Linked DNA regions of Homo sapiens: all the other regions are linked to region 3. Evidence: chromatin loops called from intact Hi-C (ENCODE). Cell type or tissue: heart right ventricle. All regions are shown on one strand. Region 1 overlaps GAB2 (GRB2 associated binding protein 2). Region 2 overlaps GAB2 (GRB2 associated binding protein 2). Region 3 overlaps GAB2 (GRB2 associated binding protein 2).

Evidence for each region. Hi-C counts contacts between places; a loop is a spot of excess contacts. Peaks named below come from ENCODE experiments on the same cell type or tissue, not always from the same donor. Only the 100,000 strongest peaks of a DNase experiment are listed, where the experiment ranks them.
Region 1: it touches region 3 in a loop (1.8-fold over the local background); 7 of 110 quality-filtered maps call a loop at or near these places.
Region 2: it touches region 3 in a loop (1.8-fold over the local background); 6 of 110 quality-filtered maps call a loop at or near these places.

The regions. Positions count from the first base shown.
Region 1 is chr11:78,266,073-78,274,072 of GRCh38, forward strand. The region is part of intron 2 of GAB2 (GRB2 associated binding protein 2); the gene reads right to left. Among named protein-coding and RNA genes, the nearest start is that of USP35, 81 kb to the left of the region's middle. In heart right ventricle, no CTCF peak of the experiment used is centred here; a DNase peak (open chromatin) is centred at 3,159; H3K27ac peaks cover 5,569 bases.
Region 2 is chr11:78,253,969-78,261,968 of GRCh38, forward strand. All of the region lies in intron 2 of GAB2 (GRB2 associated binding protein 2), which reads right to left. Among named protein-coding and RNA genes, the nearest start is that of USP35, 69 kb to the left of the region's middle. In heart right ventricle, no CTCF peak of the experiment used is centred here; a DNase peak (open chromatin) is centred at 3,193; H3K27ac peaks cover 4,148 bases.
Region 3 is chr11:78,346,215-78,354,214 of GRCh38, forward strand. The region is part of intron 1 of GAB2 (GRB2 associated binding protein 2); the gene reads right to left. Among named protein-coding and RNA genes, the nearest start is that of GAB2, 68 kb to the right of the region's middle. In heart right ventricle, a CTCF peak has its summit at 4,773; DNase peaks (open chromatin) are centred at 4,027 and 4,797; H3K4me3 peaks cover 1,883 bases; H3K27ac peaks cover 6,740 bases.

The DNA of each region.
Region 1 (8,000 bases), 80 kb before region 3:
GGTGTGGTGGCGCATGCTTGTAATCCCAGCTACTTGAGAGGCTGAGGTGAGAGGATCACTTGAACCTGAGTGGTGGAGGCTGCAGTGAGCCAAGATTACACCACTGCACTCCAGCCTGGGTGACAGAGCGAGACTCCATCTCAAAAAAAAAAAAAAAAAAAAAAAATCATGTGGATATTTACTGGGCAGCTACTCTGTGGCTACTAATACGGTGATCTAAAGAGGAATAAGACGCGTCCTTACCCTTGTCTCCCATGCATCTCCTCCCCCAATCCCAATCCCAAACTGTGCTCCAGCCTTCCAGCCTCAATAAACTGTCTCCAGCTCTCTAGGCCTTGGGGCACTTAAAATAGCAGCCCAGGCACAAAAGAAGACAAACTTGAATTTACTGAGAAAATCCCATATTGACCAGGAATACCCGGAGTTGATTAAAACTTACATTTCTATCACTGGCCAGATGGGGGCTTGATGTTGAAACCAAATTCAGAATTAAAAAATTAAATATTTTCACACTTGAGGTTAACCCCCAATTTTTTATCTGGTAGTTATATCTTGGCACGGAGCCAGGCACGGTTCAGTTAAAAGCAGGTAAATCTTGCTGAAAACTGAGAAGCCCAGAACCTCTTAGAAGCAGACATAGAGGAGGCAGAGAGAATCACTAAGAGGAGTTCCAAGGCTGGTTTGGCAGAGAGAACAAAAACTGGAGAACATAACAAGGCTCAGGAGTCCACTGAAAGCAGGTCCATGTCTTATGCTCTTCTCTAACCCCTGTCCACTGGCAAAAGCAGGTTCTGAGTGGTAAGGGCACTGAATACGTGAACACAGAAACAGAAACTGAGGCATCACTAGAAATGTGGGCAGTAGAATCCAAGAGGAGGAAGAAGCATGTTCTGGGAAAAGAGAAGCAGATTTTTTTCAGTAATGCAGGCAGAGAGACCACATGCAACCCAGAAGCCTTCCAGTGGGCAGGCGGGCTCCAGCCACTGGTCTGAGGTGTGGTAAGACTCTGGTCTATGAGAAGTGGCTACATAAAAGCAGGACAGGGTCCACTCCTGGGTGGGATCTGACACTACAGGCAGGTTATCAGGGCAAAGACTGAGACACTGGAAAATTAGCCAAGATCCCAGGGCTAACCATAGCTAGCACACAAGAGCAGGGCTAGGAACAAAAGATCCTACAGCACTGGCTTTATGCTGGGATGCAGGGGGCCTGGACTTAATGGTAGAGTTCAGAGGCCCCTGGCCATGAGTACAGAAGCAGAAGCTGGCAACCAGTTAGTCCTGACACACGTATCACCTCTAGATCACTATTTCCCAGACTCTTCCATTTCATGGACAGGTGAAAACACTGCCTCTTTGTTTATACACTTGTGCACTTTTAGAAATGGACACATGGGGCGGCCAATTTTTAATAATGTCAAATATGGAAAACTACCATTTACTAAGACTGTCACTTCACACACACGAGAACACTAACATACATGCACAAAGAGAATCTCTGAATAGGCCAGGTGCGGTGGCTCACACCTGTAATCCCAGCACTTTGGGAGGTCGAGGCGGGTAGATGACGAGGTCAGGAGATCGAGACCATCCTGGCTAACATGGTGAAACCCCGTCGCTACTAAAAATACAAAAAATTAGCCGGGTGCAGTGGCAGGCACCTGTAGTCCCAGCTACTCGGGAGGCTGAGGCAGAAGAATGGCATGAACCTGGGAGGCAGAGTTTGCAGTGAGCCAACATCGCACCACTGCACTCCAGCCTGGGTGATAGAGCGAGACTCCGTCTCAAAAAAAAAAAAAAAAAAAAAAAAGAGTCTCTGAATAAAGGGAAGTCTTAAAATCTGATTACATTTAGTTTTATGAACATGGATTGTATCTTCCTCATGTTTTCATATTTTTATGGACTGATAAAAATTTCTGTAGCGCAGCCCTGCAGGTCCCTGTTTTGAAACATCTGCTGCGGACCAGTATCCTCACATTGTGTGCCAGCCTTCCCAAGCAACCAGTGGGGAGAAGGAAGGGTGGGCAGTTGAGTGCAGCTTGTATCACTTGACCCTCTCCTCTGCTATACTCAAAGTGGCTCCCTCTCAATTGTTTCATAAATTATTCTGTTTCATGTGAGATTTGGTTAAAAAGCAATGCTTTAAAAAAGGTTTGGAAATCACTCCTAGTTTACTGTTGAAGAAACTGAGATAAATCGTAACAAAGCTGAAATTTAAAACCAGAACTCTGTTTCCCAGCACAGATCCTAGAGAGAGAAGACTGTATCTACTGATTTTGTAGAGTTCTGAATCCTACGTAGCGCTACACATAACCGGATGTTTAATCGTAATCAAGATCTTCAGAGGTCCAAGGTGACCTTACCACTAAATACAAAGTTCTAATTCTACCTCTAGCCCAATATTAGAGTTAGACTGGGCTTTGGAATCCAGTCAGGGACCAATTCAACAATCATTTATTATCCTCTTTTAATAGGGATAAGCAGAAGCACTCAACCAAAAAAGTAGGGGGGATCTTATGAGATGTTTGGGAGCCATTCAAAGCTTCTGGCGCTGTGGAGTTGGGACGAGATGCTCCCAAGTCTAACAGTCTTTGGGTTTTGGCAGGTAACACTAGACTATCTATGCTGGCTGGCTGGGGTGGTGAGGGGGAGTGTCTGGTATTTAAAAAAAAAAAAAAAAAAGGCAGAAATAAGGATGAAGACTTAGAACGAAGAGAATAGGGTCAGGTTTCTCCCTGTCTCCTTTTCCTCCTTCAGAGGATTTGGAATTCCCTGAAGTTGGTCAAGGTTGGAGTTTGTTCTAGGACAACACAGAAACATTTGCGAGGATTTTATGGAGCTCATGTCTGAACTCACGGCCTGTTCTGTGGATGACTAGAACCAGCTGTAAATGAAAAATGACAAGCAAGAGATGGAGGAGGAAGGCCTGATATTTCAGGGTTATTTAAAATAACCTTTTTTTCTTTCTTTTTTTTTTAAAGGAATTAGAATTTCAGATCTGGCTGGAAACTGGTCTGGATATTTATTTTCCTCATTGTCTCAGTGGAAAAAAAGGGTGGGTGATTCAGACAGCAGCCTCCGCCTCTGGGCTGGAGCCTGGGTCAGTCTCCACTCTGTTCTTTCTTCCTTGAGAGAGGAGTCTCAGCCTGGGGAGAAGATGCATATTACCGCCCACATTTGCTTTTGGCTTCCAACAAGGGTTCCCCAGAGGAGTTGGTCTGATTTCAGTTAATAAAACAAAACCCAAAAGGTCAGGGAGGGAATGAGGGAGGAAAAGGCCCTCCCAGGGATGAGAAGACAGAAAGAGTAAGGTCTCTGAGCAAGGCTTCTCCCTGGCTCTCTGTCTCTCTTTTCATGGTGGGGGAAGGACCAAGGTCATCAGAATGAATCTGAATGGACTACTTGGCTCTACCACAGTTCTCCCTGCTGTAAGAAATCCAGCTTGAATAAGAGGTCCTGACTTTTAAGGCACCAGTCATTCTCTCTAGAAAGAGCTATTTGAAGACCCCACTAACATTCCTCACTGGATGCTGAAGACTTCCCCAAAAGCATTCCTATGGGTATCGTTTGACCCCAGGTGGGACCCAGGACTTAAAATAATTTGAGTGTTGACTTACTCGGGAAACTTAAGGATTACTAGAAGTTTAAGTATTTACAAAATATTTAAAGGGGACAGTCTCACTAAAATTTTAGTAGAGAAAAGGTGGGGAAGATATAAAGAAGAGTTGGTCAGAACTTTGGGAATTCTTTATTCCATAAGATTAGACATGTGACTACTGTGAAATTCCTGCCAAGGAGTTCGAGAAGGTAAAAAACTAAAATAGTAGAGAAGATACAGTGGAGGCTTTGGCCTTATTTCAAAATCTCCAAGAGTTACAAAATGGGGCTCTGGTGAGCTAAATTGCCTGAGCTGTAACTCACAGTAGCTTGTAGGTTCCTCTAAGAAGGATCATGTTATCTTGCTAGTTTAGCCATCAGAGGTTAATATCGATGTACAGATAGCACTGAGCACTTTGGAAGGCCAAGGCGGGTGGATCACGAGATCAGGAGATCAATATCATCCTGGCCAACATGGTGAAACCCCGTTTCTACTAAAAATACAAAAATTAGCCGGGCATGGTAGTGTGCGCCTGTAATCCCAGCTACTCAGGAGGCCGAGGCAGGAGAATCGCCTGAACCCGGGAGGTGGAGGGTGGAGGTTGCAGTGAGCTGAGATCGCGCCACTGCACTCCAGCCTGGGCAACAGAGCGAGACTCCGTCTTAAAAAAAAAAAAAAAAGAATAGTCAGTTCTCAGTGATTTATAAACCTCTTGCTCCTCCTCTTCCTTCTTGCTGTCCGTTTTGTGACTTAGAAGCAGCCATGGTAAACAGCTCTGTGACAATGGGTTGGGAAAAGTGAGGAGTCAGAGGACACAGCCATAGACGGTAGTCAAAAGCCTTGGATTCTGGGCCCTTCCACTCTGCTTTCTGGCATCATCACTTAGTGCCTTTAAGCCTTAGTTTCCTTGCTTTTGCGATAGGAATGATATTATCAGCCCCTACCTATCTCACTTTGTTTCCTCATGCTTAAATGAGACTGCGTAAGTGTTGTATAGACTATAAAGTTCTGTAAAAACACCAAATATTTAAATTATATTCTGTTCATCTTGTCCTACAGACATAGAAATCATCACTACTATTGCTACGACCACTACAAGGAAAAAGTGAAGTGAGCAGCTGCTGTTCACAATGTGTACCTGTACATTCTCCAAGCTTTACCTGTGCAACCTCCCAACAACGCTGTGAGGAGCATCATCTCCATTTTACAGATGATAAAACCTCCAAGAGGGAAAGTGATTTATTCAACATCAATAAGGCAAATGAGTAGCAATGTTGAGACTCAAGTGCAGCTAGCTGCCTTTCGGAGTCCCTGTGATAGTGGCTGTGCAGGCCCTAGAATAGCTACTGAATAAATGGAGGAGGGATGGGATAAAAGGAAAAGAGAAGTCCTCAGCTTTGAGAATTCAAAAGGGGTGATGGCTTTCCTAACAGGGGTTGACTCCTGAGCACATGAATAATTCATCAAAGCTCTCTACTGAGAGATGGCTCTTTTTGTGTGTAGTACATCTGGTCAGGGATAGCTGCCCACAACTGAGCCACAAATGTGAGGACTTGGATCCGCCTGCCTATAAACACAGCTCAGAGCAGCTCTCTGCTTCCTTATTCTGAGGACTGACAGCTATTTTGATTCCAAGAGGCAGGTGAGGTTCTTTCATTTGTACACACAAAATAAGCAAAAATAAATCCCACATATATGATATAGCATCTTGATATGTGTTCCTGAAACTGCTTTTCCTTCTAGAACATCATTCCTGGTTTCCTTTTGGAACGAGTTCTCTCTCAAGAGATTGTTTCCTTCAACCTTATGTTGATTTCAAACTCACTTTCACTCCTGGTCTGGTCTTGAACCTGCAGGTTTTATCCTAGACATTTTTGGTTGGAATATGTGAAGACTGGAAGGTGGCAGTAGAAATAAGAATCTGGAGGTGGCAAGAAGGATGAAAAAACAGACAGTCTCCATCTGCCACAAACCTCTTCTAGCTGAAAGTAAACATGTAAGTTTTTATATGAGTCCTATCACAACTCTTTAAAAAAAAGGTAGTCAGGCACAGTGGTTCATACTTGTAATCCCAGCACTTTGGGAGGCCAAGGCGGGTGGATCACTTGAGCCCAGGAGTTTAAGACAAGCCTGGGTGATATGGTTTGGCTGTGTCCCCACCCAAATCTCATCTTGAATTCCCACGTGTTGTGGGAGGGATCCAGTGGGAGGTAATTGAATCATGGAGGCAGGTCTTTCCTGTGCTTTTCTTGTGATAGTGAATAAGTCTCTTGAGATCTGATGGTTTTAAAAAGAGGAGTTCCCCTGCACAAGCTCTCTCTCTTGGCCTGCTGCCATCCACGTAAGACATGATTTGCTCCTCCTTTCCTTCTGCCATCATTGTGAGGCCTCCCCAGCCACATGGAACTGTAACTCCATTATGTCTCTCTCTCTTTTATTTTTTGTAAATTGCCCAGTCTTGGGTATGTCTTTATCAGCAGTGTGAAAATGGACTAATACAGAAAATTGGTAGCAGTAGAGTGGGGTGCTGCTGAAAAGATAACTGAAAATATGGAAGTGACAGGAACTGGGTAACAGGCAGGGGTTGGAACAGTTTGCGGGGCTCAGAAGAAGACAGGAAAATGTGGGAAAGTTTGGAACTTCCTAGAGACTTGTGAATGGCTTTGACAAAAGTGATAATAGCGACATGGACAATAAAGTCCAGGCTGAGGTGGTCTCAGATGGAGATGAGGAACTTGTTGGAAACTGGAGCAAAGGTGACTCTTGTTATATTTTAGCAAAGAGGCTGGAAGCATTTTACCCCTGCCCTAGAGATTTGTGGAACTTTGAACTTGAGAGAGATGATTCAGGGCATCTGGGGGAAGAAATTTCTAAGAAGCAAAGCATTTAAGAGGTGACTTGGGTGCTGTTAAAGGCATTCAGTTTTATAAGGGAAGCAGAACAAAAAAGTTTGGAAAATCTGCACCTGACAATGCAATAGAAAAGAAAATCCCATTTTCTGAGGAGAAATTCAAGCTGGCTGCAGAAATTTGCATAAGTAAGGAGGAGACGAATGTTAATCCCCAAGACAATGGGGAAAATGTCTCCAGGCCATGTCAGAGGTCTTCACAGCAGCGCTTCCCATTACAAGCCCAGAGGCCTAGGAGGAAAAAATGGTTTTGTGGGCCGGGCCCAGGGTCCCTCTGCTGTATGCAGCCTGGGGACTTGGTGCCCTGTGTCCCAGTCACTCCATCCGTGACTAAAAGGGGCCAAGGTACAGCTTGGGCTGTTGCTTCAGAGGGTGGAAGCCCCAAGCCTTGGCAGCTTCCATGTGTTGAGCTTGCAGGTGCACAGAAGTCAGGAATTGAGGTTTACAAACCTCCGCCTAGATTGCAGAGGATGTATGGAAGTATGGATGCCCAGGCAGAAGTTTGTTGCAGGTGTGGGGCCCTCATGGAAAACCTCTGCTAGGGCAGTGCAGAAGGGAAATGTGGGGTCAGAGCCCCCACACAGAGTCCCTTCTGGGGCACCGCCTAGTGGAGCTGTGAGAGAAGGGCCACCATCCTCCAGACCCCAGAATGGTAGATCCACTGACAGCTTGCACTGTGTGCCTGGAAAAGGTGCAGACATTCAATGCTAGCCCATGAAATCAGCCAGAAGAGAGGCTATACCCTGCAAAGCTATAGAGGTGGAGTGCCCAAGGCCATGGGAGCCTACCTCTTGCATCAGTGTGACCTGAATGTGAAACAGGGAGTCAAAGGAGATCATTTTGGAGCTTTAAGATTTGACTGCCCCACTGGATTTTGGACTTGCATGGGGCCTGTAGCCCCTTTGTTTTGGCCAATTTCTCCCATTTAGAATGGCTGTATTTACCCAATGCTTGTATCCCCATTGTATCTAGGAAATAACTAACTTGCTTTTGATTTTACAGGCTCATAGGCGGAAGGCCTTGCCTTGGATGAGACTTTGGACTGTGGACTTTTGAGTTGATGCTGTAATGAGTTAAGACTTTGGGGGACTGTTTGGAAGGCATGATTGGTTTTAAAATGTGATGACATGAGATTTGAAAGGGGGCAGGGGCAGAATGACATGGTTTGGCTGTGTCCCCACCCAAATCTCATCTTGGATTCCCACATGTTGTTGGAAGGACCTGCTGGGAGGTAAGTGAATCATGGGGCAGGTCTTTCCCAGGTTGTTCTCATGATACCTGACGGTTTTAAAAAGAGGAGTTCCCCTGTAAGAGCTCTCTCTCGGCCTGCTGCCACTGATATAAGACATGACTTGCTCCTCCTTGCTTTCTGCCATGATTATGAGGCCTCCTCAGTCATGTGGAACTGTAGGTCTATTAAACCTGTTTTTTTTTTTGTTTTGTTTTTGTAAATTGCCCAGTCTCAGGTATGTTTTTATCAGCAGTATGAAAATGG
Region 2 (8,000 bases), 92 kb before region 3:
TGTTGAATGCTTTGGCTGTGAGTATGAATAAAAGAGGAGTGACCCATCCTCACCTCTGCAGCCCCTTCCTTGAGCTCAGCCTGTGGAGTCATATCTGTGACTCAGTCTATTTAGCTGCATACTTGGGGAAGTCACTTCACCTCTCAGAGTCTCAGTCTCCTTATTTACAAATCAACATAGGGCAGCTATAAGGATGAAAAGAATGAAATACACATAAGGTCTAGAAAATCTTGAATGTCATAGGTACATGGAACACCTTCTATCACTTATGTACCCCTAGTGCCTAGAACAGCCCCAGCCATGGTATGTATTCAATACACATTTGTTGACTGATCATACTGAAAAAATAAAAGAATTTTCCCTGGCGCAAAAATCCAAATATGTGTGTTTCTTGTGGTCAAAATCAGAGAGGTTTTAAGGTCTGTTAAGAAGATGAAGTAGGGATTAGGATGAATTGGGCCTTCATCCAACAGAAACTTGGATTTCTACTCTACCAGCACAAAGTCATGTCAATGAAACTAGCCAGCTCCATCTAATGATCTATAGCTTAGCTGGGTGCAATAGCTCATGCTTGTAATCCCAACGCTTTGGGAGGCCAAGACAGGAGGGTTGCTTGAGGTCAGGAGTTTGAGACCAGCCTGGGAAACCTAGTGAGAGTCGTCTCTATCAAAAATTAAAAAATTAACTGGGCGTGGTGGTGTGTGCCTGTAGGCCTAGCTACTTAGGAGGCTGAGGTGGGAAGACTGCTCCAACCCAAGAGATTGAGGCTGCAGTGGGCTATGATCGCGCCACTGCAATCAGCCAAGATGACAGAGTGACACCTTGTCTCTAAAAAAAGAAAAAAGAAAAAAGAAAAAAAAAAGTATGTAGCTCCAGAAAAATTCTTTCAAAGCTGTTTTGGCACTAAAACTTGCCAAAATCCCACTTCTGCTTGCAACTTTAAAAAGATCTCTGCCTGAATTTATGTGATTATTTCTTAGTGTCTATACTAGGTTTACTAGTGTCCTTCCAAAACTCATGTCTACCTGGTATTTCAGAATGTGACCTTACTTGAAAATAGCGTCTCTGTACATAGTTAAGAGGAAGTCATACTGGATTAGGGTGGGCCCTCATCCAATGAACTGGTATCCTTATAAAAGAGACACAGAGACAGAGAAACACAAAGGCAGAATACCATGTGATGTATGGGTCAAGGTAGAGATCGAAATGATGTATCTACTAGCCACGGAATGCCAAGGACTGCTGGCAGCCACCAGGAACTAACGGAAAGGTAGAAACAGACTCTCCTTAGAGCACCCAGAAGGAACCAATACCACCAATGCCTTAATTTTGGATATCTAGCCTCTAGAACTGTGAGAGAGTAAATTTTTGTTGTTTTAATCTACTCACTTTGTGGTAATTTGTCATGGAGGTCCTAGGAAACCAATATATACCATAAAACCTAAAACATCAAACAAGGTTTTCTTGCTTATCTCAGGAAAAATAATTACAAAGCTAAATTCAGAGACAACTTTTCTGGAATAAGATTTTTCTCATTTTGGACCCTGATGGCCGAGTACCCCTGCTACTTCTTCCTCCGTGGTTCCAACCCCCAATTCTGATGAGCTGCCTGTGCCCCAATAGATGAGGTTCCGGGGAGGTGCTACCTCACTTTCCACATCAGTTGGAGGCAAGAGCTTCAGCCAACTTGGGTTTGGTGCTGTTTTGTTTTGCTCACTGAAAGCTGCTCCCTTCAGATGGCTTGCCATTGGTAAGTGGAGTACATTCTACATGGCCATTCTGGACAGGGCTGATTAGTAGACCTGGCACTGCTGTGATTCATGGCTTCATCACCCCTCAGGGTCACTCCCTATAATTAAAGTTTTCAAATATACTTCCAAACATTTCATAGAACAAAAGCGACATGGTGTGCTACATGTAACAGAAAAAAATGTATTAGGCTAATAGTGGAGAGACTTGGCTCTGTCCCTAGATCTGCCTAAAGGCAGATCTGCTTGCTATTTGACCTGGAGCAAATCACTTAGCCTCAGTTGCTTCATCTGTAAAAAGGGACTATTAATATCTAGGATAACTTGCCCTGCAGTTTATCATAGAGGGTTGCTGAAAGGATTGAATTAAAACACAAACACCAAAAACTTATAGATGAATGTCCATATCAGCATTATTCATGAGAGCCAAAAAATGGAAACAACCAAAATGTCCTGACGAATGGATAAACAAAATGTGATATATCCACACAATGGAATATTATTTAGCCATAGAAATAAAAAATACTGATATAGGTTATCTTGATGAACCTTCAAAATATTACGCTAAGTGAAAGAAGCCAATCATAAAAGACCACAGATCTAGAGTTTTGTTAAGAAGGTGGGAGGAGTGTTTGTATGCTGGACAGGCTTCCCAGGGGTGATTGTGGAAAGGAAGGGGAGTGATTCTAGAAATGATTTCATTTATGTGAAATATCTAGAAGAGGCAAATCTGCAGGGATGTGAAAAAGATTAGTGGTTACCTGGTGGCAGGCATGGGGGAGTGAGAATAGATCTAAGTGGGTTGAAATTTTACTCCCAGTGAGTGAACCTCATGCACGGGACAGAAGTCAAGAGACCAGGAATCCAGTTCCAGCTCTGCCATAAACTTGCTGTGAGATCATGTGTGGTCGCTGAGCTTTAATTCATAACTATCAAGTATTGGAGGATAATCTCTAGCCTACCTGTCTGTCTCACTGGGTTGTTTTAGGAGGTGAATGAGATAAGGGTTTGGAAGCAAATCCATGCACATGCATAAGGCATTAATAGGATTTGTTTTTATTGCCTGGGTACCCCTTGGGAGAAGAAAAGAATGGTGAAAATAAAGGAAGATATTAAACAATGTGTGGCTGGGGTGTTTTTGGTACTTCTTGCTGTGTAACTGACCTTCCTAATGACCCAAAACACAAGAAGAAAATGGAGGTTTCTAGACTCCTGGCCTGAGCTTCTATCTCCAAGTCTAGACTAAAGATAATGCCCACAAATGCCTGAGTCAATCTATTTTCTTTTAAACAGTTTTTTTTTTTCTTCTTCCTGGCTTCTTTTTAGGGCCCTACAGAATCACTCCCCTTCCTTTCCACAATCACCCCTGGGAAGCCTGCCCAGCATACAAACACTCCTCCCACCTTCTTGCAAAACTCTAGAACAGGAAAGCTCTGAAGGATTTCAGCCGAGGAGCCCAGCCCAGGCCAACCCAGCCATCGACTGGCTAGTGATAACATGAGCAGGAAAGGGGTGGTTGGCGGGAGTTTCTGGAAAAGATGACTGGCCAAATAATGACTAGTTCCCTTATCTCAGTGCCCTTTTCATCTTTATCCCTTCTCCCCCAAAAATTTATCCCCACCCTCAAGCCTCAGTGGGTCTCAGAACCCATAAAGTGGTAGACCAAAAGCTGTATTGGAGCTGGATTCAAAGTCTGACTCTGCTAACTCCTAGCTCTGTAGCCTTGGATATGTTAATAAGCCTTTTTAATTCTCACTTGTTCAATAGGGCTAAGTACTTTGTAGGACTGCTGTGAGGAATAGAGATCATTTTATATCATGCATTTAGCCACTCTTATTGCTCCTATTCCTGGAGTACACATGGAGCTGGTTGAGACCTTGAGATTGGCCAAAGAGGTACGAGCTGCTTTCCAAGACATGACGGATGCTTGGAAGGTAACTGTCACTGTTTTGGTCACAATTATATGCCGTACAGATGGTATACGGGGAATTAATGAGAACCAAAAGGACAACAGTGACTGTGGTAAGCACAGCTGCCATTTACTAAGCACCTATTATGTGCCTCTAGTCTACCCTGTGAGGTACATATTATTACCTCCATTTTTTTTTTTTGGATGAAGAAAAATAGGCTCAGAGACATCAATAGCAAACTCTGGGGTCACACAGCCAGAAAGTGGCATAGCCTAGATCTGAATCAGATCTCACAGTCTCCAAAGCCAATTCTTTTCACCTGTGCAGAGGAAGAACTCCCACAAGAGCCCTATGAGGTGAATGGTACTAGGGAAGGAAAGTTAAAATATGAGGATGGGGGTCCAGGCCTAGCTCTACCGCCTACTGGCTGAGTGAATCTGGGCATACCATTTCATCTTCCCAAGCCTCACTGTCTCTATTTACAAAAAGAAGAGGTTGGATTAGATCGGGGGTACACATCAAAGTTATCTCTGGGAAATGTAAATGCAGAGGGCTGGTCCCACCTCAGACCTCATTAGTCATATTTACAGAGATTCAGATTAGGATCCACTGGTTTGGTTTTAACAACCTCTGGTTCTTAATTCTGGGGCAGAGACAGAAGGGTTAGGGTCTACTGAAGAAAAGGCAAAGCAGGCTTTGAGTGACAAATGAAAGAGCAAATATTTCCAAAAACCTTCCTTTGGATCATCAAAATTGCAAATTGATAAGCATCCACGTTCTCTCTGGCCCTTCACATAATCTATGGCTCCAAAGGAACAAGGTATAACAAAAATAACCCTGATGTGGACTTCCCAGACACAGGTTCTGAAACTATTTTATTTAATTTTTTTCCCCTCAATGAGAAACATGTATTTAAAAGTTTTCTTAAGAAGCTTCTTAGAGTTGAATTATAATTTTTTTTAAATTTTTTAATTTTCTGTTTTTTTTTTGAGACAAGATCGCGCACTGTTGTCCAGGTTGTAGTGCAGTGGCACAATTATGGCTCATTGCAGCCTCGACCTCCTGGGCTCAGGTGATTCTCCCACTTTGGCCTCCCAAAGTGCTGGAACTATAGGCATGCACCACCATGCCTGGCCTGAATATATAAACTTTAAATAGCACATACAATATATGAATCAGTTATAATTCCATATATAGGGTACCCTTTTTGATTTTCATAAGTTTATAATGTTTTCATTGGCATTTTTTCTTTTTAAACTTTTAGGTTCAGGGGTACACGTGCATGTTTGTTATGTAGGTAAACTTGTGTCATGGGGGTTTGATGTACAGATTATTTCATCACCCAGGTACTAAATCTAGTACCCAATAGTTATTTTTTTTGCTCCTCTCCCTCCTCCTACCCTCTACCCTCTGGTAGGCCCCTGTGCCTGTTGTTCCCTGATTTGTGTCCATGTGTTCTCATCATTTAGCTCCCACTTATAAGTGAGAACATGTGGTATTTGGTCTGGAACTATCTTATTACAGGGCCTTGAGCAAAACTTTTAATATCTTTATCCCTCATTTCCCACACTGTCAAATGCCAAAGAGAACACCTACTCAACAGGGTTCTTTTGAGGATTTGATATGAAATATAGGTAAACAGTAATTATTAAATACTCAATAAATGGCTGTTGGCCTGACACTTGTCCCATTTTTTATTACTAGAAGTGGAATGGTGGTAAAATTCTAAAAGTTCTAGTGCAGAGAGGATGACGAAAGAATTTTGACAACAGTATTTGATAGGATTCTAAGGAGTGTGTGGTCCCTGTAGAAAGCTCACTGAAAAACAAGGAACATATGAAGAATCCTAAAAACAAAAGCATGCTGACAGGTGCTGAGGGCAAGACTGGATCCAAAGCTCCAGGTCACTTTTCATCATAAGCCTGAAATTATTTAAGAAGGATTAAGTCTCAAAGGCCTTTGGCATATATCATAATTTATGCCAGAGGAAATTCATAAATTCAAGGCCAAACATAAAATGGCTCAACTTTACACAGTAACTCACATAATATAGCAATTGGAAGGGTCCCCAGAGTCCAGTCTCTAATTTATCACCACCACCCTCCTCCTACCTCTCAAATCTCTCATCTACAGTTTGAGAAACTGTGGCCCAGAGAAATAAGACTTGTCCAAGGCCACACAGAAGGTCAGAAATGAACCCTGGAATAAGAATTCAGAACTTACTCCAAGAGCCCTTACCCTGCACTAAAAGATGTATCGCTATGAATGAAGATGTACTCTCTGTAATGTGGGCCTGGGGGCAGGAGCAATCAAGCTATGAGATCTGGTCAGGACACTAACTGGACCAGATCTGTTATTTGTTTTGAGTTTATAGTATCACTCATTATTTGCATGGTAAGTAAACATTTGTGGATCAAAGTACTAAACACTAGTATAAATAGATTCTCGAGTTCAGAAATATAAGTTTCCTAATGTTTATAAGAACTATAAAGCGGAGGAAGAAAAAAGAAAAGACAGACAGGCAGTAACATGAGATCCCATGAGATCTTTCTGGACCTATGATTCCCCATCCCCCTTCCAAGGGAAGACTCTGAGAAAGAACACCATCTCCGCTAGGGAGAGCCAAGTCAGAACATCCTGACCTTGATGCATACGATCTCACAGTATACATTAGCAGAAATTGATTCTGTGAAAGGCAAAGAGGAAAGAGAGCGAGTGACTGTAGCTTAGTGACACAGCACAGTTCCTGGTCACACGTCCTTTTACAACCTTCTTTGGCTCGAGGCATCTCATTTCAGAGATGGAAATGCCTTGTCTCCCTAGTTAGAATTAATCATGCCTTCTAAATCTTTTTTTTTTTTTTGAATGGAGTCTTGCTCTTGTCTCCCAGGCTGGAGTGCAATGGTGCGATCTTGGCTCACTGAAACCTCCGCCTTCTGGGTTCAAGTGATTCTCCTGCCTCAGCCTCCCGAGTAGCTGGGATTACAGGCACCCACTGCCACACCTAGCTAATTTTTGTATTTTTAGTAGTGTCAGGGTTTCACCATGTTGGCCAGGCTGGTCTCAAACTTCTGACCTCAGGTGATCTGCCCGCCTTGGCCTCCCAAAGTGCTGGGATTACAGGCATGAGTCACCGCGCCCAGTCTATGCCTTCTAAATCTTTTGTAGTACATAATTTTGCCATTTATTCTAATTGGGAATTCATAAATCTGTCATGTGAAGTGAAACTATAAGCTGTTAGAATCCAGGATCCAGACCATATCTTTTTCTCTAATCGTGTTTAGCACAATGTTCTATGCCTAGAAAACATTCCAATTAGAACAAGGAGGTCCCAGCCCTTTGGGAGGCAAAGGCAGGAGGATCACTTGAGCTCAGGTGTTCAAGACCAGCCTGGGCAACACTGGAAGACGCTGTCTGTCTGTCTCTATATATGTATGTATGTATATATATATGTGTGTGTGTATATGTATGTCTGAGATATATATATATCTCACGCATACATATAAATTAGCTGGGCATTGTGGCAGATGCCTGCAGTCCCAGACTGGGGGGCTGGGGAGCTGAGGTGGGAGGATCACTTGAGCCCAGGAGGTCGAGGTTGCAGTAAGCTGTGACCACACCACTGCACTCCGGCCTGGGCGACAGAGTGAGACCCTGTCTCAACAAAACCAAAACAAAAACCAGAACCAGAACCAGAACAAGGCGATCTTCAATAAACACACTAGAGCAGCAAGTTCTGTTGGAATCTTTCCTCCCTGGGTTAGAAGAATGACCAAATGAGATCCAAATGTAAACAGTTATTTAGGGTACAAGAAATTGTTATCACTTAGTGAGGTTTTCTGGGTTGTGTGTATTTCTGTTTGGGGATAGCAAGTCTATCTTTAGCCATGCACTGTGCTGTTGATTTGCAAGAGGTCAGGTTACAAGCTTTGTTTATACCTATCGTACCCCTTAGCTGCGGCAGACCCTTCTCCTGTTCCTTCGTGTGGGGCTTGGGTTGGTTAGTTGGTCCCATCAAGGATTCATTCATATTTGAAATGAAGCACTCTTGTGATTTACTTAGGGTCTGGAGCAGGTACGAGAGGCACTACTGAGCTGCAGGCCAGCCCCAAAGGGTGGCCTATGCTTTATGAGCTTACATGCAGTCAGAAAGAACAAATTTATACTCGGAGGAGCACTTCAGCCCTCCCCCGAGGAACTTTGGGAACCCATTAGTTTTCCCACAGGAATCAATCCATCAAGTGGGTATATTAAGTTCACATTAATGATGCATTTGACCCTTGTAACCTTTCCACAGAAATATCCAAAATACATCACTGTATTTTGAAGCTAACCAACTTTA
Region 3 (8,000 bases):
CCAAAGTGAAAGGAATAAATCTGTTAAGGCACCTTAAATAGGGCTCCATATTCAAAACATACCCTTTATAAGCTTCCAACACCCCCTTATTCAGACTTTTTATGAGTATCATCTCACATCCTTACTCTTCAGAAAGAGATCTAATAAAAGAACAGGAGGAAATAATATAAGCACACACATGTGCCAGAAACTGAGTAACAAACCCATAAAGTACTTGTTATTCCCATTTTACAGAATAGGAAATCGAACTTCATAGAGACTGGGTGATTTGCTAGCTATGTAAATACTGGAGCTGGGATTCAAATGTAGGTACTTCTCACTTTAAAGCTCCATATTCTTCCCACCTACATCATGCTGCCTGAGAAGAGAAGAGAAGAGAAGAGAAAGGAGAATTTACCAAATCTACATTAATGAGAAGCAAGAACAGAGAGGTATGGGCTGTTCTGTTTACATCCCCTCCATATATATATATATATATATATATATATATATATATATATATATATAATTTTTTTTTTTTTTAGGAAAAGAAACAAAATATTCCTGCTAGGTAAGACTCAGAGACTCTTTCAAGATGACAAAAGTGAATAGCCTCAAATAGACCTTTCTTTTTAGAGGGGGGCATTAAGTATCAGAGCCAGGGGAGCTCTCTCATGATTCTGTCATGGCTCAAGGAAAATTTTAAGAAAAATACTGTTTACCTAGTATGACCAGAGCATCTAAGAGAATCCAGAAGGAGTGGTGAGGCAGAGAAAGGGAGGGAAAGCAGACTGACTCACTATTTGTTTTCCAAAAATAAAAAATCAAACCAAACATAGCAGGAATGAACCATCCAACTGGGTGATCTAAGGATTAACTGTCCATGTGGCCAAACGTTTAATTTAATCTTTCTGATGGACCAGCTATAAAAGAGAAGAAGAGCTCAGTATAAGACTCCTTATCAAGAGGGCACCAAAAAAAGTTGTATTTAAAGCTTTTGAGATACAGACCTAAGCAAATGGCTTGATATGAAACCCCTGGTTCTAGTTTCCAACATGCTTGCTGTGGCCAACTTCATAAGGTTGGGTTTGGAGATATGAATGTCCTCCGAGTGTCAACTACCATCTCACATTTTTATATCCTCCTCATAGGGTACAGCTGGGCGTTTTTATATGGGTCCAAACTGACATTGAAAACAATGCCAACATAATAAGGTAGAAAGAACATGGGCTTTGGAGTTGGGCAATCATGGACTTGAGCCTTGGTTGTACGATTTGAACAAGTTAATACTTCTGAGACTTCTTTTCTTCATCATTAAAATAAGGATAATTATCTTAGAACATTTATTTCTTGAGAAATAAAGTTCCTGATACATAATAGACACTTACCTAAAAGATAATCCCCATGTTAACCCTTGCTTCACACCATATACAAACATTAACTTGAACTGGATTATAGACCTAAATGTAAAAGCTAAAACATCTCCTACAAGAAAACATAGGAGAAAAATCTTTGTGACCTTTAAGTAAACAAAAAGCATAAATCATAAAAGAAAAACTGAAAACTAAGCTTCATCAAAATTCAAAGCTTTTGTTCCTCAAATGATACAATTAAGAGAAGGAAAGGGCATGACACAAACTGGGAGAACATACAGTTGAACCTTGAACAACATGGGGGTTAGGGGATGGCTCCCTCCCATGCAGTCAAAAATCCATGTACAACTTTTGACTCCCCTGAAACTTAACTACTATAAACAGTGGAATAACACATACTTAGTATGTTATATATTATATATTGCATTTTTACAGTAAAGATAGAGAAAAAAATCATAAGGAAGATTAAAATGTATTTAGTATTGATTAAGTGGAAGTGGATCATCATAAAGGTCTTTATCTTCATCTTGACATTGAGTAGGCTGAGGAGAAAGAGGAAAAGAAGAGGTTAGACTTGCTGTCTCAGCAGTGACAGAAGCAGAAGAGGTAGAAGGGGAGGAAGGGGAGGCAGGAGAGGCAAGCACACTCAGTGTCACTTTTACTGAAAAGAATCCAAGTATAAATGGACCCATGCAGTTCAAGCCCATTTTGTTCAAGGATCAGTTGTATTCACATGTTTTCACAGATTGAAGGAAATGTTTAATATATTTCTATCTTACAAAGAACTGGTATCCAGATCATAAAAGGAACTTGTACAACTCAGTAAGAAGATAAATGACACAATTTTTTAAATGGGCAAAAGATTTGAACAGATACTAGACAAAAGAAGATAGTATACAAAATGCCAGTTGGCACATGGTGCTCAACATCACTAGACATCAGGGAAACAAATGAAAACCACAATGAATACCATGACCTATAAACCCATTAGAATGACTAAAATTAAAAAGGCTGATCACACTAAGTGCTTCTGAGATTGTAAAGCAACTGGAAATCACATACACTGTTGATAGGAAAGTAAAACAATACAGTTTGGAAGTTTCTCAAAAAGTTTAACACGTATCTACCATATGACTGAGCCATTCAACTGCTGGGTATACCTGGGAGAAATGAAAATGTATGCTCCACAGAAAGATTTCCAAGTGAATGTTCATATCAGCTTTATTTAAAAGAGCCAGAAACAAGAAAGAACCCAATGTCCATCAATAGGTGGTATATCCACACAATGGAATACTACTCAGCAATAACATGGATACATGCAACAACATGGACACATCCAGAAATCACTATGCTGAGTGAAATAAGCTGCACAAAAAGTGTACATACTGTACTCCTATAAAATGCAAACTAATTTAGAGTGACAAAGAACAGAGGAGTGCTTGCCTGGGGCTAAGGGCAAAGGAAGGGAAAGACTGCAAAGGGGCAAGAGGAATCTTTTGGGGATGATGCCAATGTTCTACATCTTCAATGTAGTACTTGTTTCATGAGTACGGACAGACACCTATGAGACTCATTAAATGTACACAGATATAGTTCACTGTGTGTAAATTATCCTTTGAAGTTGATAAGGAAAAAAGTAATTTCCTTTGCCACTCCTGCTGCCACTGGAAACAAGTTAGCAAGCTACTACCTCCCATATCTCACGATCACTGGGAAAACAGGAAGCTGTATAGAAGTTGGTGAGAAAATGAGTGGTATTGCAAAAAACATTTGATTATTAATGAGGTGTCTGGTACTAAGTTACAAATCATCTTACTTAATTCTAACACTTTTGATGAGGTAGGCACTATTATCTCTATTACAGATGAGACAACAGGCTCAGAAAGTTTAAAGAACTCATTGAAAGTCACCCCGATGGTAAATGGTAGATTTGGATTCAACAATGTATGCTGGCATCAGACCAGATAAACTTACCTTCGAATGCTATTATTCCCTACAGTGCTTAGGGCATCCTCAGAAAGGAAAAGCCCTGATAGCCTAGGGACAAGAAGAGCTGCTAGAGATTTCCTTCATCAGGACTGAGAAATCCTCTCAAGTCAGGGAGTTTTTTTTCTTTTAAAAAATTTTTTTTAAGTCGGTGAGTTTTAGCAGCCTTTTTCAAAGCAGCTTGGGAGAGTGGGAGGTGGGGTACACCTCTGCTTCTGGAGCAGAGGAGAATCCTCTCACTTGGCTCCAGCATTTGCTGGTATTTTGTTAACTTTTGGCTCCTCCATGTTCACCCACCCACTGGTTTCCCAGAGTAAAAATGCCAAAATATCTTGGCTGAACAGGCGAATGGATCACAGATGACAGAGGTAAAAAAAAGAAAAAAAGAAAAAAAAAAGAAAGACAATCAAGAGGTTCTGTAATATGCTTCTTTTTAAAGGTAAAAGCAAATTGCACACGTCCTCATTCTTATTCTCTTTGAGTTGGCTGTCTTGTGAAACATTCTGTTGTCTATATTTTCATTCATCACATTGAAAAAAAAGTTAGGCAAATGGGTCATGCTGAAAGTTTAAGTAAATTTACCGTCTTCCTATTTCAGACCAGCTGTAGTCCATCTCCCCTGAAGCCTGGCCAACAGATCAAGGAGAACATGGCTTGAGCTGCAAAAACAGACCAGAGAGAGAAACCCTGGGAAACTAGGCTCTAGCGGGTAGCTCAGGAGGGGAACCCACACTGCAGAGGAAAAGTAAAGAGGCCTGGGTGCCGGGATTAACTCTAATCATCCGTGAGACTCTGGCAAGACATGCTCTCCCTCAGAACCTCCAAAGACTGGAGTGATCAGGTTTTTCAACTTTTAACAAAGGCCCAGCGTTTCTAACCAAATATAATCTCCCTAAACCCTCAGTTTCTCATGCACTTCCTCTTTGAGGATTGCTCTGCTGCCTGTTTATTCCTCAGAAACCAAGTTTCACTTTCTGAAATCTGTTATAAAGCCAGGCGACTTTTCATTGTTACACTATAAATTATGATACCAAATAAAAACTTCTAAAAAGTATATACAAGGATAATCTGAAATTCAGCCATAAGCCTGAGTGTGTGTCATTGAGAGTTAGGAACTAAATGCTCTAAAACAAACTGTGATGTTTTCTGGTTGTTCCTCATTTCCATTCCTGACTTAGCCTGAACTGCAATTTTACTAAAGCTCCTTTGCTTCCCCTTCACACACGTTAAGAATTCACCACAGGAACATGTGCTTTTGTGCTCATTGAACTAAAGCCTCCTCCCCAAACTATGCTCTGCCAAGTTGTTTCCGGTAAGCAACTTTGGAAAATAAAAATTCCCTAGACATTTTGAACAGTGGTTTGAGAGGAAGACACACAACCCGACAGGGGAACTGAAACATTCCCCCTTGTGTCCACTTCTGTCCTGGGAGGATGGGGGAAGGAAGTCGTGGAAGAAGCTTTTTAGAGGAAACAGACTCGCAGGACTTTTGCTGCAAACAATTGGGTACTGTATCCAGCTGTTGACCGAGGCAACTGTCAGCTCAAAACCATGCAGAGAACAAGGGAGCCAGAGTTCCTTCTCCTAAAATACGACAGGACTACACTTCTGTTTCACATGTCATAGCCTAGTACCTGTATTCTAGCCCTTGAGCCCATTCTCAGTATTAGAAGGGGCCTTCGGCATCATTTACCCAGTGGCCTTTTTTTTTTTTAATAAGTGGAATTATTTATTTCTACATACAAGATTTCGTATAGAAGCATAACATAGAAGTAAAAGCAGAACTGCTCTAGGGGGCAGGGGATGCAGGCAGAGAGCTCTGCCAGCTGAGCTACTGTCATCCCTTTCATCAGGCACCTCTCTGGATTCCCAGGTGGCCCTGGGTCTTTGTTTATAAGGTCTTTGTTGATTCTCAGCCTGGGATTCATGGTACTTGTGGAGAGTACAGATGAACACACAAATGACCATGCCCTTCATTTGATTCAGTAGAGGGGTGGTATGAGCTTTCGTTCTCACATCTTCTCCTTCAATAATCTCATTAACTCCCAGTGCTTCATTTACCATTTCTACGTGAAATAGTCTCACATTGTACATTTTTAGACACTATCTCCCTACTGAAAGCCAAGCATCTAAAGCATACTGCTGGGAGAAGACAAGCAGGGAGCTAGGTAAGTAGATAGGGAACTGGAAGTCTGGCAGCAGAATTCCAAGTGTTTGGTCCCCAAATCCAGGACCAGGACTCTAATTCCAAGGAGACTGGTGAGAGAAAAGAATAATGGGAGTCTTTAAAGAATCAAAGTACAAAAACTTGTACTTTGACAGGGACTTGACCAAAAGGAACCAAGCAAGAGCCAATTCTAAAAAGAATTGGGGGGCCAGGTCGAGCGCAGTGGCTCACACCTGTAATACCAGCACTTTGGGAGGCCGAAGTGGAAGGATCACTTGAGGTCAGGAGTTCAAGACCAGCTGGGCAGCACGGTGAAACCCCGCCTCTACTAAAAATACAAAAAATTAGCCAAGTGTGGTGGTGGGCACCTTTAATCCCAGATACTTGGGAGGCTGAGGCAGGAGAATCACTTGAATCCGGGAGGCGGAGGCTGCAGTAAGCCGAGATGGCGCCATTGCACTCCAGCCTGGGCAACAGGACTGAGACTCCGTCTCAAACAAACAAACAAAAACACACAACCACACAAAACAACTGGGGGCCAAAGTCAGACGGGGACTAGCTTTAAGGCTGACTTGATGCCGACTCCCAGAAGCCTGGATCAGGCTCTTAAATCTCATACCACGTCATCCCCGTTACATGCAGGATGACTTCACAGAACCCGTCATAAGGCACTAGAGGACAGAGCTCAGCAGGGCTTCACAGCTCGGCGTGTCTGTGCCCTGCTTGCCTAGCAAGTTGAAAGCATGTGATAAGCTGAAAGGATGCAGACCAGACACTCCTAACACTTTTTGGGTCACTCACTGAGAGACCAAATAGCCATTTCTCCCTTCACCCTTGTTACAGAATTCATATTTTGTTCAGAGGACTGGTGGAGATCTGATGTTATCAGGGAAGGTAAATCCCCTCCCTTTGCCCCAGGGGCTGAATCAAAAGCAATTATACAAATCCCATTCCTCATTGATGGGAATGATCTAGAGGTGGGCATGTGACCTATTGCTAGCCAAAAAAAACATAAGGGGTTTTCTGAGGGAAAGTGCCTGATTTTCCTGGTGACATGCTTGAGCCACTGAAAGAATGCTGAAACTTCCAGCCTCTTACTTTGCTAAATGAATATCAAAGTCCTTGTGATTTAAGTCACTATTAGTCAGATTCTCTGTTAACTGCAGCTAAAAGTTCTCCTGACCTGCTGACCCACTTGATAATCAGATTAAAACTGTGAGTCCTATATCCTGCAACCTCTATTATATGGGTACATAGAGTATTTTGCCTATAATTTTTTAAGGTTCACAGACTTCAGATCAAGAATCCTTATGCAAGACCAGTAGTCCTCAAAAAGTGGTCCCCATACCAGCAGCATGAGCATCATCTAGGAGCTTGTTACACGTGTATCTTCTCCAGCCCTACCCCAGATCTACTGAATCACAATCTCTGGGAATGGGAGCCAGGAGTGGTGGCATGCACCTGTAATCCCAGCACTTTGGGAGGCTGAGGTGGGCGGATCACTTGAGATCAGGAGTTGCAGACCAGCCTGGCCAACATGGTGAAACCTCGTCTGTACTAAAAACACAAAAATTAGCTGGGCATGGTGGTGTGTACCTGTAATCCCAGCTACTCGGGAGGCTGAGGCAGGAGAATCACTTGAACCCAGAAAGCGGAGGTTGCAGTGAGCCAAGATTGTGCCATTGCACTCCAGCCTGGGTAAAAGAGTGAGACTTTGTCTCAAATAAAAAGAAACACTGGGAGAAACTGGGGATGGGGCCCAACAATGTATATTTTACAGACTAATGATACGATTCATGATAAAATCTGAGGACCACTGCTTTGAGCCCAGCATTATTCAATAGAACTTCCTGTGATAATAGAAATGTTTACATCTGTGCTGTCCAGTATGGTTTCCACTAGCAACATATGTCTACTGAGCACTTGTGGCTAGTACAACTCAGAAACTGAATTTTTAATTTTACTTGGTTTTAATTTATTAAAATTTAAATAACTGCCTATGGCTAATGACTACTGTATTGGACAGTGCAGCTCTAGATAACTTGGTTTTATTAAAATTTAAATAACTGCCTATGGCTAATGACTACTGTATTGGACAGTGCAGCTCTAGATAAACATAAGGTATTTTATATTATCAGATAACTCCTGGTACTGAACTACAAAATAAAGAAGTGGTTCTCAAACTTCAGTATGCATCAGAATCACCGGAAAGCTTGGTAAAACACAGACTGAAGGCTCCCAGCCTAGAATTTGTGATTCAGTAGCTCTGGCTTGGGGGCCTGAGAATTTGCATTTCTCAGGGGATCTTACGTGATGTTGGTGCTGTTGGTCCAGGGATGGCACTTTGAGAACTACTGAAATAAGGAAAACTTGCTGTCTTCCTATAACCTGTACCTTGGGCCCAGCAGGTGCTTATTATTGAAAGAATGATGGCTACCCTCTAATAAAGGAACACTTTTGGAAGTGTCTACTGTGTTCCAGAGACCATGATTACC